Linked DNA regions of Homo sapiens: region 1 is linked to region 2. A link is a loop called in an ENCODE intact Hi-C map of the cell type or tissue named here. Cell type or tissue: PC-9. All regions are shown on one strand. Links, peaks and the distances in the headings refer to the core of each region. The heading gives the core; the rest is flanking DNA.

Evidence for each region. Hi-C counts contacts between places; a loop is a spot of excess contacts. Peaks named below come from ENCODE experiments on the same cell type or tissue, not always from the same donor. Only the 100,000 strongest peaks of a DNase experiment are listed, where the experiment ranks them.
Region 1: it touches region 2 in a loop (2.1-fold over the local background); 1 of 110 quality-filtered maps calls a loop at or near these places.

What each region holds. Positions count from the first base shown.
Region 1 is chr1:183,091,134-183,096,133 of GRCh38, reverse strand. The region is part of intron 1 of LAMC1 (laminin subunit gamma 1); the gene reads right to left. Among named protein-coding and RNA genes, the nearest start is that of LAMC1-AS1, 48 kb to the left of the region's middle. In PC-9, for the core only: no CTCF peak of the experiment used is centred there; a DNase peak (open chromatin) is centred at 1,963.
Region 2 is chr1:182,890,114-182,897,998 of GRCh38, reverse strand. No RefSeq gene overlaps it. Among named protein-coding and RNA genes, the nearest start is that of DHX9-AS1, 54 kb to the right of the region's middle. RefSeq lists a silencer at 7,757-7,806. In PC-9, for the core only: no CTCF peak of the experiment used is centred there; a DNase peak (open chromatin) is centred at 4,488.

The DNA.
Region 1 (5,000 bases), core at 1-5,000, 200 kb before region 2:
TGCAGAAGTTCTAAAAAATAAAAGCTTTCTGCTTGCATTGCCTAATTGCAATGCCCCAAAATGCCATATACACTTCAGTAAACTGGAGGGCCAAAATTGACTTATCATAGGAATTAAAATGTGATCATAAAACAGCCATTATATGCATACAGAGAGAATTCTTAACTGAACACTAGAATGTCAAACACCCTTGGAGAGTAATTTCAAATAAGTGCAAATCACTGTTAGAGGGTACAAACAATTTCCATTATCAAAACATACGATAAATTCATCCTAATCTGCACATCTTTGCCATTTTATTTGATATACTCACCAAAAAAGATTCCCAAGTGAAATTTTAAGCCAAGAACTGGGGAATATGCCTTATTAACCCAAACCCCATGCTTCCAAGACTCAATACCAGACCTAATTCATGGTGGTAGACTACAGGCATGAATAAGTCCTTGAGCTGGGCTAAAGGAACAAGGCCAATATTCACCCCCACTCGTGTAAGCTGAGGCAAAAAATCCACTCGCTCTGCTGAACAAAGATCCCACTACAGGGATTTGACTGACATGAGATTTAACGGAGTCACAAAGAAGGCAACTAAGTTAATTATAACACTAAAGAAATAAAAAGGCAATTAAATATAAGCTACATAAGCCCATATTTCAGAAATGTGTAATTGTTAAGATATGAAAAAGACACCATAATTGTGTGGGAAGCTATTTCTTGTTCTGTGATATTCATATACTATTGAAAGCTGGCTATAGTTTGGCTTTTATCTATAACAGAAGAGTGAAAAATAGTTTTTTTAAAAAGAGAAAATCTAATTAGAAAAACAAGATTCTAATACCTAGTCACGGTGGTATAGTAATAGACTAAGGTCAACTCCAATAATCCCACAAAGTCACAAAAAGTTGACCAATAGTTTACTTTTTCTATTCAACAACTATTTGCTAAGTGAACTTAAAAGTCCACTGTGATGTGCTATTTAAAATACTCTAATCCACCGGGCGCGGTGGCTCACACCTGTAGTCCCAGCACTTTGGGAGGCCAAGGCGGGAGATCACCTTAGTTTGGGAGTTGGAGACCAGCCTGATCAACATGGTGAAACCCCGTCTCTAGTAAAAATATAAAAATTAGCTGGGTGTGGTGGCAGGTGCCTGTAATCCTAGCTTCTCAGGAGGCTGAGGCAGGAGAATCACTTGAATCGGGAGGCAGAGGTTGCAGTGAGCTGAGATCGTGTTACTGTACTCCAGCTTGGGTGACAGAGCAAGGCTCCATCTCAAAAACGAAAAACAAAAAAACCCCTCCAATCCTTCATTTTGCTACAGTGCCTTTTATTCTTTAGTTTCATTCCTAATAAACTTGGTCCCTAATTCCCCTGATCATGTACTGTTTACATCTGTCCTTAAAAGAGGAAATAATTACAAATTACAAATACCATAAGATATCTTACATACTAAAATGGCTTTCTCAGTTTTCACAATTGCTTATTAATTTCTTACCACAGCCACCCATTAGGTCAAGGTTAACAGCTATGACTGGCCTTGATAATTGCTCAAGTCCAAATTCTTCCATTCATTCAACAAACATTTACTGAAAACCTACTATGTGTCAGTCCCTGTTCTAGGCACTGGGGATCAGCAGAGAATAAGACAAGGTCTCAACCTTGTAGAACTTACAGTAAAAGTAGGGAGCATGCTTGGGTAAGGAACAGATTTTAAAATAAAAATGAAAATTCTGTGTGTCAGATGACGGTGAAAAACGAAGTGGGAATAGAAAGTTTGTGGGGAGCCTATTTAATTCAGCATTATCAGAGATGGTCTCATGACATGGATAAGGTGAAATCTGAGCAGAGTCCTGAAGAAGTAAAACAGTGCAACATCTGGGGGAAGAGCATTCCAGGAATGGGAAGAGCATTCCAGGAATGGCAAGTGCAATACCCTGAGGCAGGCACATGCTGGCAAGTTCCAGGGAGTGGTGAGGAGGCCAGTGCGGCTGAAGCAGCAGTGAGTAAGGTGGAAAGGTATTAGGAGATGAGGTGAGAGAAGCTGAGAGGAGGAGGGAATGCCAACATGGAGGGCTCTGTAGATCACTGTAAGACTTGGTTTGTACTCTGAATAAGATGAGAACCCACTGGAGAGTTTTATACAAAGGAGTAACAGGCTCTAACTAGCATTTCAAAAGGATGACTGGTTGCTGTACTGACCAAAGACTACAGAAGGGATGACAGAGAAACAAGAAGATGAGTTAGATGAGTTTTGCAACAATCCAGCTAACAGATAATGGTATTTTGGACATATTTTGAGGGTGGAACAAACCACTTTTACTGATGAACTGGATGTGGGATGCAAGCTTTGGCTTATACAACTGGAATGATGAAGCAGCCATGGGGGGATGGAGAGTAAGAAACTGGGAGTTCAGTTTCAGATATACTAAGTTGAAGATACCCACGAAACCTCTAAGTGAAAATATCAATTCAGCAGGTAGGATATAAAAGTCTGGAGTTCAGGAAAAGGCTGCAGCAAGAGAGAGAAATCTGGAAGTCGTCAGCATACAGTTAGTATTCAAAGCCATGGGATTAGAGGAAAACAACTAGGGAATGGACATAGATAGATAAGAGGTACACAGACTGGGTCTCGGGACATACCAACTTTTAGCAATGGGGGAAATGGGGAGGACCCAGAAAAGGAGACTGGAGAGAAAAGCCACTGAAGTAGAAAGAATACCAAAAGAGTAGAATTCCAGAAGCCAAATTTTAAAAAGCTTCTTTTAAAAAGAAGAGAGTGACCAACTGAACTTTGTCATATACTCCTGAAATGCTAAGAAAGATAAAGACTGAGCATTGGCTACTGGATTTGGCAACCTGGAGGTGTGACCTTGAAGTGCTTTGTTAGAACTGACAGGAATGAAAGCCATAGAGAATGCTGGGCACAAGGGAAGGGGGCATTGGAGACAGGTAATAAAAACAATTTTCCAAGTAATTTTTCTTATTTTCTGTTAGAGACAGGGGAGAGCCCTAAATCGCCCAGGATGGAGTGCAATGGTACTATCATAGCTCACTGCAACACTGAACTCCTGGCCTCAAGCAATCCTCCCACCTGGGCCTCCCAAGGTGCTAGGATTATAGGCGTGAACCACTGCACCCAGCCCACTAAGTAATTTTTCTATAAAGAAATGAGGTGGTAGCTGAAGGGGGAAAGGGGTGTTCAAGAACAAATTGCTTTTTAAGATGGGAAGACATCATGTGTTGTGCTGATGGGAATGATCCAGTGTGGCAGCTGGATTTCTACTGAACAATGAGGACTTTCTCTGGTGGTTTGGAGTGGATTGGAGTGGGTCTAAGAGATGTGGAGAAAGAGAGCCCCTTTCATCCACAAAGACGTTCTCTAAAAAAGCCTTCCCAAAGATTTCCTAAAGAGAAAAGGCATAATATACATTTTCAGGATCACTGTAAGTATCCAGACTAAAAAGAGTTATCTGTACCCAAACAGTTCAAAACCCCCAGGCGCTCTAGAAGGCCCCTTTCCATTAGAGCCAGCCCAGGTCTATGTCTTCCTGTTATAGTAGTTCTCATAATCTGGCCCACAATAAGGTCCCAGACTGGCTATTAGAATCACCCACAGAGCTTTTGAAAATGCAAATTGTTGAGCCTCATCTCCACAAGTTTCATTTTGGTAGGTTTTGGGTGAGGTCCCAAACTCTGTATTTTTTTTTTTTCTTCTTAAACTTTATGGTCTGTGACAGCCCTTAGGAGATCCCGAGAACATGTGTCCCCAGACTCTGTATTTTTTTAAAGCACCATAGGCAATTTTTATGTACAATTACAGTTGAGAAATACTTCCCTACTGTAAACTCTTCTTCATCCTGGTTCTCATCCTTTGAAGATTCTAACAAAAGGCTTCTGTGGAATGAACTTAAGCTCTTCTGATTTTCATGTCAGACATTTTAATGTGCAATTTATTCCACGTGTCATCTGTAGGCATAGACAATAAACCAGAAAAGTAGCAGTCTTCTTTAAGACACACACAGATGTTAAAGTCAACAGGGGTACTCACTCCACATCCAAGTCTAGGGGTGACTGCACCCAGCTAAACCCAAACTCCCCAACATTTTCCTCCAAGCCAATTTCCTCTATCATTCGACTTGCATTCACAAGGCCCTAAAACCTAGGCAAGTAGAAATACACACTTGATTTTTAGAAAACCTACTTACTGCTGGGGATTTCACAGTGGTACCCTTTATAGGCAGGCACTGGTCAAGATTCCCTGTAAACCAAATTCCCCACCCTCTCTGGTGTCCATCCTTCCTTCCTATAATAAAATGATACAGGACCACCAGCAATTCTCGATGATAAGGGACACATCTGAAAGCAAAGAGTTAACTTCTGCTTCAGTACACTCAAAAAGATAAGAAAACACTGTTTCTTCTTTGTCTAGAAGCCTAGACTTGTTTAATCCCAGTCTGTGTCGGGTAATGTTGGCATTTTCAGGGAGGGTGTTACATTCTGTTGGCTACAGACTAGCATAGAAATATTTATTTTTCAGAGAAGAAATTTTAGGTATTTAAAAAATATACATTAAAAGGGGGGCTTAAGTACGAAGTGCCAGATGTTCATATAGTAATTAGAGAGGGAGGGGAAGGAGGAAGAGGAAGGGCAGAGGGAGGGAGGTAGGACACACTTTAAGTAGCTTAGAATCCAAGACAGAGACTGGCAAACCACAGCTGGAAGATCAAATCTAGCCCACCACCTATTTTTGTAAACAATGCTTTACACTGTTTATCGCTGCTTTTCTGGCTACAAGGGCAGGGTTGGGCAATTGTGGAGACCCTGCATGGCCAGCAAAGCCTAAAATATTAACTTAGTGGCCTCTCACAGAAAAAGTTTGGTGACCCACTCCAATCCAGATCTAAGAAATCAAAGAATACAAAAACAAAGATTTCTACTAAAACCTCTTCTTCTGCAGGGCATACTGTTTTAAAATTTTGTCCAAGGAAGTTTGAATTTTTTCTCT
Region 2 (7,885 bases), core at 1,568-6,567:
GTTAGTTTTCCATTGCAGTCATAATAAGTCACCACAAACTTAGTGGCTTAACACAGATTTATAATCTTACAGTTCTGTAGGTCAAAAATCTGACATGGGTCTCACTGGGCCAAAATCAAAGTGTTGACAGGCCTGCATTCCTTTTTGGATGCTCTAGGGAAGGATCTGTTTCCTTGTTCATTTGGATGTTGACAGAATTCAGTTCCTTGTAGTTGTAGGATTCAGTTCCCTGTTTCCTTGACGGTTGACAGCTGAGTTTCTGGTGGCCGATTGCATTCCTTGGCTCATGGCCTCCATCCATTTTCAAAGCCAGCAACAGTGGATCAAGTGTCTCTCCTCTGAGTCTCTTGTCTATTCTTTTGTCTCATCTCCCTGACTCCTTCTTCTACCTCCCTCTTCCACTTTTAAGGACTCATATGATTAGATTGACCCTGCCTGGATGATCCAGGGTAATCTCACATCTCAAGATTCTTAACTTTATATATATAATTATATATATATGATTCTTAACTTTTAAAATATATATTTTATATGTTAAAAGTTAATAATCATATATAAGAACTATGTATGATTATATACTAGATAATATAATCTATAAACTATATAGTTAAATATATAAATAATATATAGTGTAATATATATACTTATTCTTAAATATTTAAATATGTATATATTCTTATATATTATATATATTTAAATACATATATTTAAAAAAATAAGATTCTTGGCCTGGCGTGGTGGCTCACGCCTGTAATCCCAGCACTTTTGGAGGCTGAGGTGGGCAGATCACCAGGTCAAGAGATCGAGACCATCCTGGCCAACATGGTGAAACCCTGTCTCTATTAAAAATACAAAAATTAGCTGGGTATGGTTGCGTGTGCCTATAATCCCAGCTACTTGGGAGGCTGAGGCAGGAGAATTGCTTGAACCTGGGAGAGATGGAGATTGCAGTGAGCCGAGATGGCGCCATTGCACTCCAGCCTGGTGACAGAGTGAGACTCTATCTCAAAAAAAAAAAAAAAAACTTGAGATGTGAGATTATTTATTATATAATAGATATATATTATAATGTACATATAATGTATTATATTAACACAAAAATGTAAAACTAAAATAATGTATTTATTGGTTATTTTTTACATGTTAGCATGAAAAATGTTTTACAGTTATGCCTGTTAAGATGAGAAACATTTAACATTTGATTATATAGCCAACTGCTTTGTTACCTTTATCTTAAATTTATTTCTAGGTATGAAAGAAATATGGAATTTCAAAGTTTGAAAATTCCTAAAAGTGCTTCCATTTAAGATAAATCCTAGGATGACCAATTCATCCCAGTTTGCCCAGGATTTTCCCAGTTTTAGCACTTCTTCTGTCTTAGGAAAACAGATAGTCCTGGGCCAATTGAGGCATTTGGCAACTCTAGTCAGTTCCCAGGAAGTAAAGATTCTTTTTACATCTTTTTTCTATGTCTTAAAATTTATTTTTTTAATCTTTAGTTTTGTGTATACATAGTGGTGTATATAGTTATGAGGTACATGAGATAATTTGATACAGGCATGCAATGAGTAATAACCACACACAATAAATGGGGCACCCATCACCTCAAGCATTTATTCTTTCTTTTTGTTACAAACAATACAATTATACACTTTTAGTTATCTTTTTTAAAAATTTTATTTCAATCGTTTTTGGGGAGCAGGTGGTGTTTGGTTACATGAATAAGTTCTTTAGTTGTGGTTTCTGAGATTTTGGTGCACCCAACACCTGAGCAGTGTACATTGTATCCAATGTGTAGTCTTTTATCCCTCACTCCCTCTTACCCTTTTCCCAAGTCCCCAAAGTCCACTATATCACTCTTATGCCTTTGCGTCCTCATAGCTTAGCTCCCACTTATAAGTGAGAACATACAATATTTGGTTTTTCCATCCCTGAGTTACTTTACATAGAATAATGTTCTCCAATTCCACCCAGGTTGCTGCAAATGCAATTATTTCATTCCTTTTTATGGCTGAGTAGTATTCCATAGTATGTATATACTACATTTTCTTTATCCACTTGGTTGATGGGCATTTAGGCTGGTCCTGTATTTCTGTAGTTGTGAATTGTGCTGCAATAAACATACGTGTGCAAGTGTCTTTTACATATAATGATTTATTTTCCTCTGGGGAACTACCCAGTAGTGGGATTGCTAGATCAAATGGTAGATCTACTTTTAGTTAAAGAATCTCTATACTGTTTTCCATAGTAGTTGTACTAGTTTACATTCCCACCAGCAGTGTAAAAGTGTTCCCTTTTCACCACATCCATACAAATATCCATTGTTCTTTTGATTTTTAAATTATGGCCATTTATGTAGGAGTAAGGTGGTATCTCACTGTGGTCTTAATTTGCATTTCCCTGATAATTAGTGATGTTGAGCATTTTTCATATGTTTCTTGGCCATTTGTATATCTTTTTAATTTTAAAATTTTTATTATTTTATTATTTTTAATTTTTGAGATGGAGTCTCACTCTATTGCCCAGGCTGGAGTGCAGTGGTGCGATCTCGGCTCACTGCAACCTCCGCCTCCCATGTTCAAGCCATTCTCCTGCCTCAGTCCCCCGAGTAGCTGGGATAATAGGTGCGCAACAACCACACCTAGCTAGGTTTTGTATTTTTAGTAGAGATGGGGTTTCACCATGTTGGCCAGGCTGGTCTTGAACTCCTGACCTCAGGCGATCCACCCACCTCACCCTCCCAAAGTGCTGGGATTACAGGCATGAGCCACTGTACCTGGCCTGTATAACTTCTTTTGAGAATTGTCTATTCATGTCCTTAGCCCACTTTTTGATTTTTTTTCTTGCTGATTTGAGTTCTGGATATTAGACCTTTGTTGGATGCATAGTTTGCAAATATTTTCTCCCACTCTGTGGACTGTCTGTTTACTAAGCTGATTATTTCTTCTGCTGTGCAGAAGTTTTTTAGTTTAATTAGGTCCCATCTATTTTTGTTTTTGTTGCATTTGTTTTTGGGTTCTTGGTCATGAACTCTTTGCCTAAGCCAATATCTAGAAGAGTTTTTCCGATGTTATCTTTTAGAATTTTTATGGTCTCAGGTCTTAGATTTAAGTCTTTGATCCATCTTGAGTTGATTTTTATATAAGGTGAGAGATGAGGATCCAGTTTCATTCTTCTACCTGTGGCTTGCCAATTATCTCAGCACCATTTGTTGAATGCAGTATCCTTTCCCCACTTTATGTTTTTGTTTGCTTTGTCAAAGATCAGTTGGCTGTAAATATTTGGCTTTATTTCTGGGTATTCTGTTCCATTGGTCTACATGCCTTTTTTTTATACCAGTACCATGCTGTTTTGGTAACTATAGCCTTGTAGTATAGTTTGAGTCAGCTAATATGATGCCTCTAGATTTGTTCTTTCCACTTAGTCTTGCTTTGGCTGTGCCGGCCTTTTTTGGGTCCATATGAATTTTAGGATTGTTTTTTCTAGTTCTGTGAAGAATGATGATAGTATTTTGATGGGAATTGCACTAAATCTATAGATTGCTTTTGGCAGTATGGTCATTTTCACAATATTAATTCTACCCATCCATGAGCATGGGATATGTTTCCATTTGTTTCTGTCATCGATGATTTCTTTCAGCAGTGTTTGGTAGTCTTCCTTGAAGAGATCTTTCACCTCCTTGGTTAGGTATATTCCTAAGTATTTTATTTTTGCAGCTGTTGCAAAAGTGATTGAGTTCTTGATTTGAGTCTCAGCTGAGTTGTTGTTGGTTTATAGCAGTGCTACTGATTTGCGTACATTGATTTTCTATCTTGAAACTTTACTGAGTTCATTTTTCAGATCTAGGAGCTTTTAGGATGAGTCTTACTGCATACCTAGGGTTTTCTAGGTATGCAATCACATCACTGACAGTGACAGTTTGACTTCCTCTCTACCGACTCTGATGCCCTTTCTCTTGTCTGATGCTCTGGCTAGGAAACTTTTAGTTTTCTTTAAATGTACAGTAAATTATTGTTGCCTGTAGTTGCCCTGTTGTGCTACCAAATTCTAAATCTTATTCATTCAATCTAACAATATTTGTGTACCCATTAACCATCCCCACTTTCCTACCACCACCACTACCCTTGCCAGCCTTTGGTAACCATTACTTTATCTCCATGAGTTCAACTGTTTTAATTTCTCTATTCTGTTCCATGAGTCTATGTACCTGTTTTCATGCAAGTAATGTTACAGTGGGTAGCTAGTTGGGTATGAGTGGGGCAGAAGAGAGCTCCGCCCCTTCCCCCACCCCCCACAATACACCAGGAGTGTCAGGCAACCATCAGGTGATGGTCAGGTGGTCAACTGTCTCTCTAAACTAATAACTGGTCACAGCCAGTGCCAAGGAAAGGCAGTCTCTCCTAATAAATAGAAAACACCTGAAACTGGTGATCAGCAGCTTCCTGATAAGAGCTCAGGAGTTTGGCAACTGGGGAGAAGTAACATAAAACCCCAGAAGTATGCCAGTGTATAAAACCCCAAGTCAAAAGGTCAAGCCACGCACTTGCGTCTTGAGTCACCTACTTGGCCCTCTTCCAAGTGTACTTTCCTTCCTTTTATTCCTGTTATAAAACTTTTATTTATTTATTTATTTTTTGGGAGATGGAGTCTCACTCTGTCACCCAGGCTGGAGTGCAATGGCATGATCTTGGCTGTCTGCAACCTCTGCCTCCTGGGTTCAAGCGATTCTCCTGCCTCAGCCTCCTGAGTAGCTGGGACTACAAGTGACCTCCACCACGTCTGGCTAATTTTTGTATTTTTTTTTTTTTTTTTTTGAGACGGAGTTTTGCTCGTTGCCCAGGCTGGAGTGCAATGACGCGATCTCAGCTCACTGCAACCTCTGCCTCCCGGGTTCAAGCGATTCTCCTGCCTTAGCTTTTCTGAGTAGCTGCGATTACGGGCGTGCACCACCACGCCCGGCTAATTTTGTATTTTTAGTAGAGACGGAGTTTCTCCATGCTGGTCAGGCTGGTCTCGAACTCCCGACCTCAGGTGATCTGCCCACCTCGGCCTCTTAGTGTTGGGATTACAGGCATGAGCCACCACACCTGGCCTTAATTGTTGTATTTTTAGTAGAGATGGGGTTTCATCATGTTGGCCAGGCTGGTCTCAAATTCCTGACCTCAGGTGATCCACCTGCCTGAGCCTCCTAAAGTGTTGGGATTACAGGCGTGAGCCACTGGGCCTGGCCCTTGTTATAAGACTTCTTAATAAAACTTTCACTCTTGCTCTAAAACTTGCCTCAGTCTCTCCTTCTGCCTTATGCCCCTCAAATTCTTTCCTCTGAGGAGGCAAACAGTACCATGTTGTTTTGGTTCCTATAGTTCTACAGTATAATCTGAAGTCAGGTAATGTGATTTCTCCAGTTTTGTTCTTTATGCTCAGGATGACTTTGGCTATTCTGGGTCTTTTGTGGTTCCATTTAAATTTTAGAATTATTTTTGCTATTTCTGTGAAGAATGTCATTGGTATTTTGATAGAGAATGCATTGAATCTGTAGATTGCTTTGGGTAGTATGGCCATTTTAACAATATCGATTCTTGCAGTCAAAGAACAGGAATATTTTTCCATTTTTTGGTGTCCTCTTCAATTTCTTGCATCAGTGTTTTATAGTTTTTATTGTAGAGATCATTCATGTCTTCAGTGAAGTTTATTCTTAGATATTTTATTTTATTTGTAGCTATTATAAATTGACTTACTTTCTTGATTTCTTTTTCAGATTGTTTGTTGCTGGCATAGAAATGCTATTGATTTTTGTATGTCTGTTTGTATCCTGCAACTTTACCAAATTTATCAGTTCCAGTAGTTTTTCTGCTGGAGTCTTGAGGTTTTTCCAAATATAAGATCATATCATCTGCAAACAAGGATAATTTGACTTTTTCCTTTCCAATTTGGTTGCCCTTTATTTCTTTCTCTTGTCTCATTGCTCTAGCTAGGACTTCCAGTTATGTTGAATAACAACGGTGAAAGTGGCATCCTTGTCTTGTTCTAGATCTTAGAGGAAAGTCCTTTCCCATTCAGTATGATACTAGCTGTGGGTCTGTCATATGTGGATTTTATTGTATTGAGGTATGTCCTTCTATACCCAGTTTTTTGAGGGTTTTATTTAAATCATGAAGGGATGGTTGTTTTTTTTTTTAATTATACTTTAAGTTCTAGGGTACATTTGCACAACGTGCAGGTTTGTTACATATGTATACATGTGCCATGTTGGTGTGCTGAACCCACTAACTAGTCATTTACATTAGGTATATCTCCTAATGCTATCCCTCCCCCCTCCCCCCACCCCACGGGATGGTTGAATTTTAACAAATGCTTTTTCAGCATTAATGGAAATTATCATGTTTTTTGTCCTTCATCCCGTTGATATGATTTATCACATTGGTTGATTTGCATATGTTGAACCATTCTTCAGCTGAAGGAAGGAGTCCTTCTAGAAGCCACAAGCTGTGCTTTCTGTTTTGGGGGAGGGGTGACGTAAACACTCCATTGGCTGCCCCAGCTGGCGTCTCACTAGGTTGTGTGTACCTGAAGTGAACTGGCTCAGAGCCCAGCACAGCACCAGGACTTGTCCAGGAATTGCAGTCCTTGTGGCCTAGACTGCCTTTCATTTAGGACCCCAGAGCACTTTGGTCTGCAGTGGCAGGGCTTGCCAGAAGTCAGGTTCCAACTACTGGGAAGGACAATTCATCTCTGGCTATAAATATCTAGGTGTCTAGGTATCAATATACCTAGCTATCTCTGGCTAGGTATAAATGTTTCCTCCATGGGCGTGGGCTAAATTCTTCTTTGCACTGTGATAGAGTAGCACTGAGTTCCAACGCAGTCTCACAATCTGTTCCCCCACTGCCAGGCACACAGATTCTATCTGCGCCATGTGGCCGCTGCCAGGGCATAGAGAAGTGGTGATGTAGGCCAGTCAAGACTGTCTTTCCTACCTTCTTCCGTGCCTCTTTCCTCAATATACCTCTTTCCAGGTACTGTGATCGCTCACCTGATTTTTAGTTCTTACAAAGGTTTTTGTGTGGATAGTTTTCAGTTTGGTGTTCTTGCAGGGAGATGATCACTGGAGGCTTTTATTCAGCCATCTTGCTCCACCTCTCCTCAACATCTTTTCTTAGAAGCTAAATTATCACTAAAATAGTCTCAGAAATTCAGGTAACCTCAGTTAACTTTGAGATTCAATATTAAATTTTCCCCACATGGTCCAGAAATATTTTATACTACATGTAATAGAACAGTCTGCAAATATGAAAGTTACACAAATACAACTTTAAAAAACTTCCCTTTTTGTCTTCTGGACAGTAATTCAAGTCTAAGTCTTTCTGGTAAATACAGTAGAATTCAGGAGCCGTTTTCCCAGTCAAAACCAAAATTCACATCAGTTCCAAATTAGAAATTCCATTTTTGGTTTTCTTTACTATCCTCCTGTCCCAATTCTGTTTCCAGATTCAGAAAGAGGGAAATTGGTATTCAAATACATGCTTGGCTAAAGTTAATGTCTTCTTTCTTGTTGTCTGGGCTGACCCCTAAGTTGGCACAACTATTCATATTCTGATCTGTTCCTATGGCATCGGTGACATTCAGAGGGTCTGGAGTGTAGCTTCACAGCACAAAAGATCCCACCAAATTGTAGCTGCTTACTTGAGGACACTGTACCTACACATTCTGTTAACGCAGGGAGGTCTGCAGCATGGCTTCCTGCAATTGGCACATCAGCTTTTTCTTCCAGTTAACTTTCAAACTGTCAACCACAGACCAAACACGTGCACATCAGGCCACTCTTTCCTGTCTGAACTTCTAGAAGGGCTGACTCAATTGTCACTGCCAACTCTTATTACCCCCA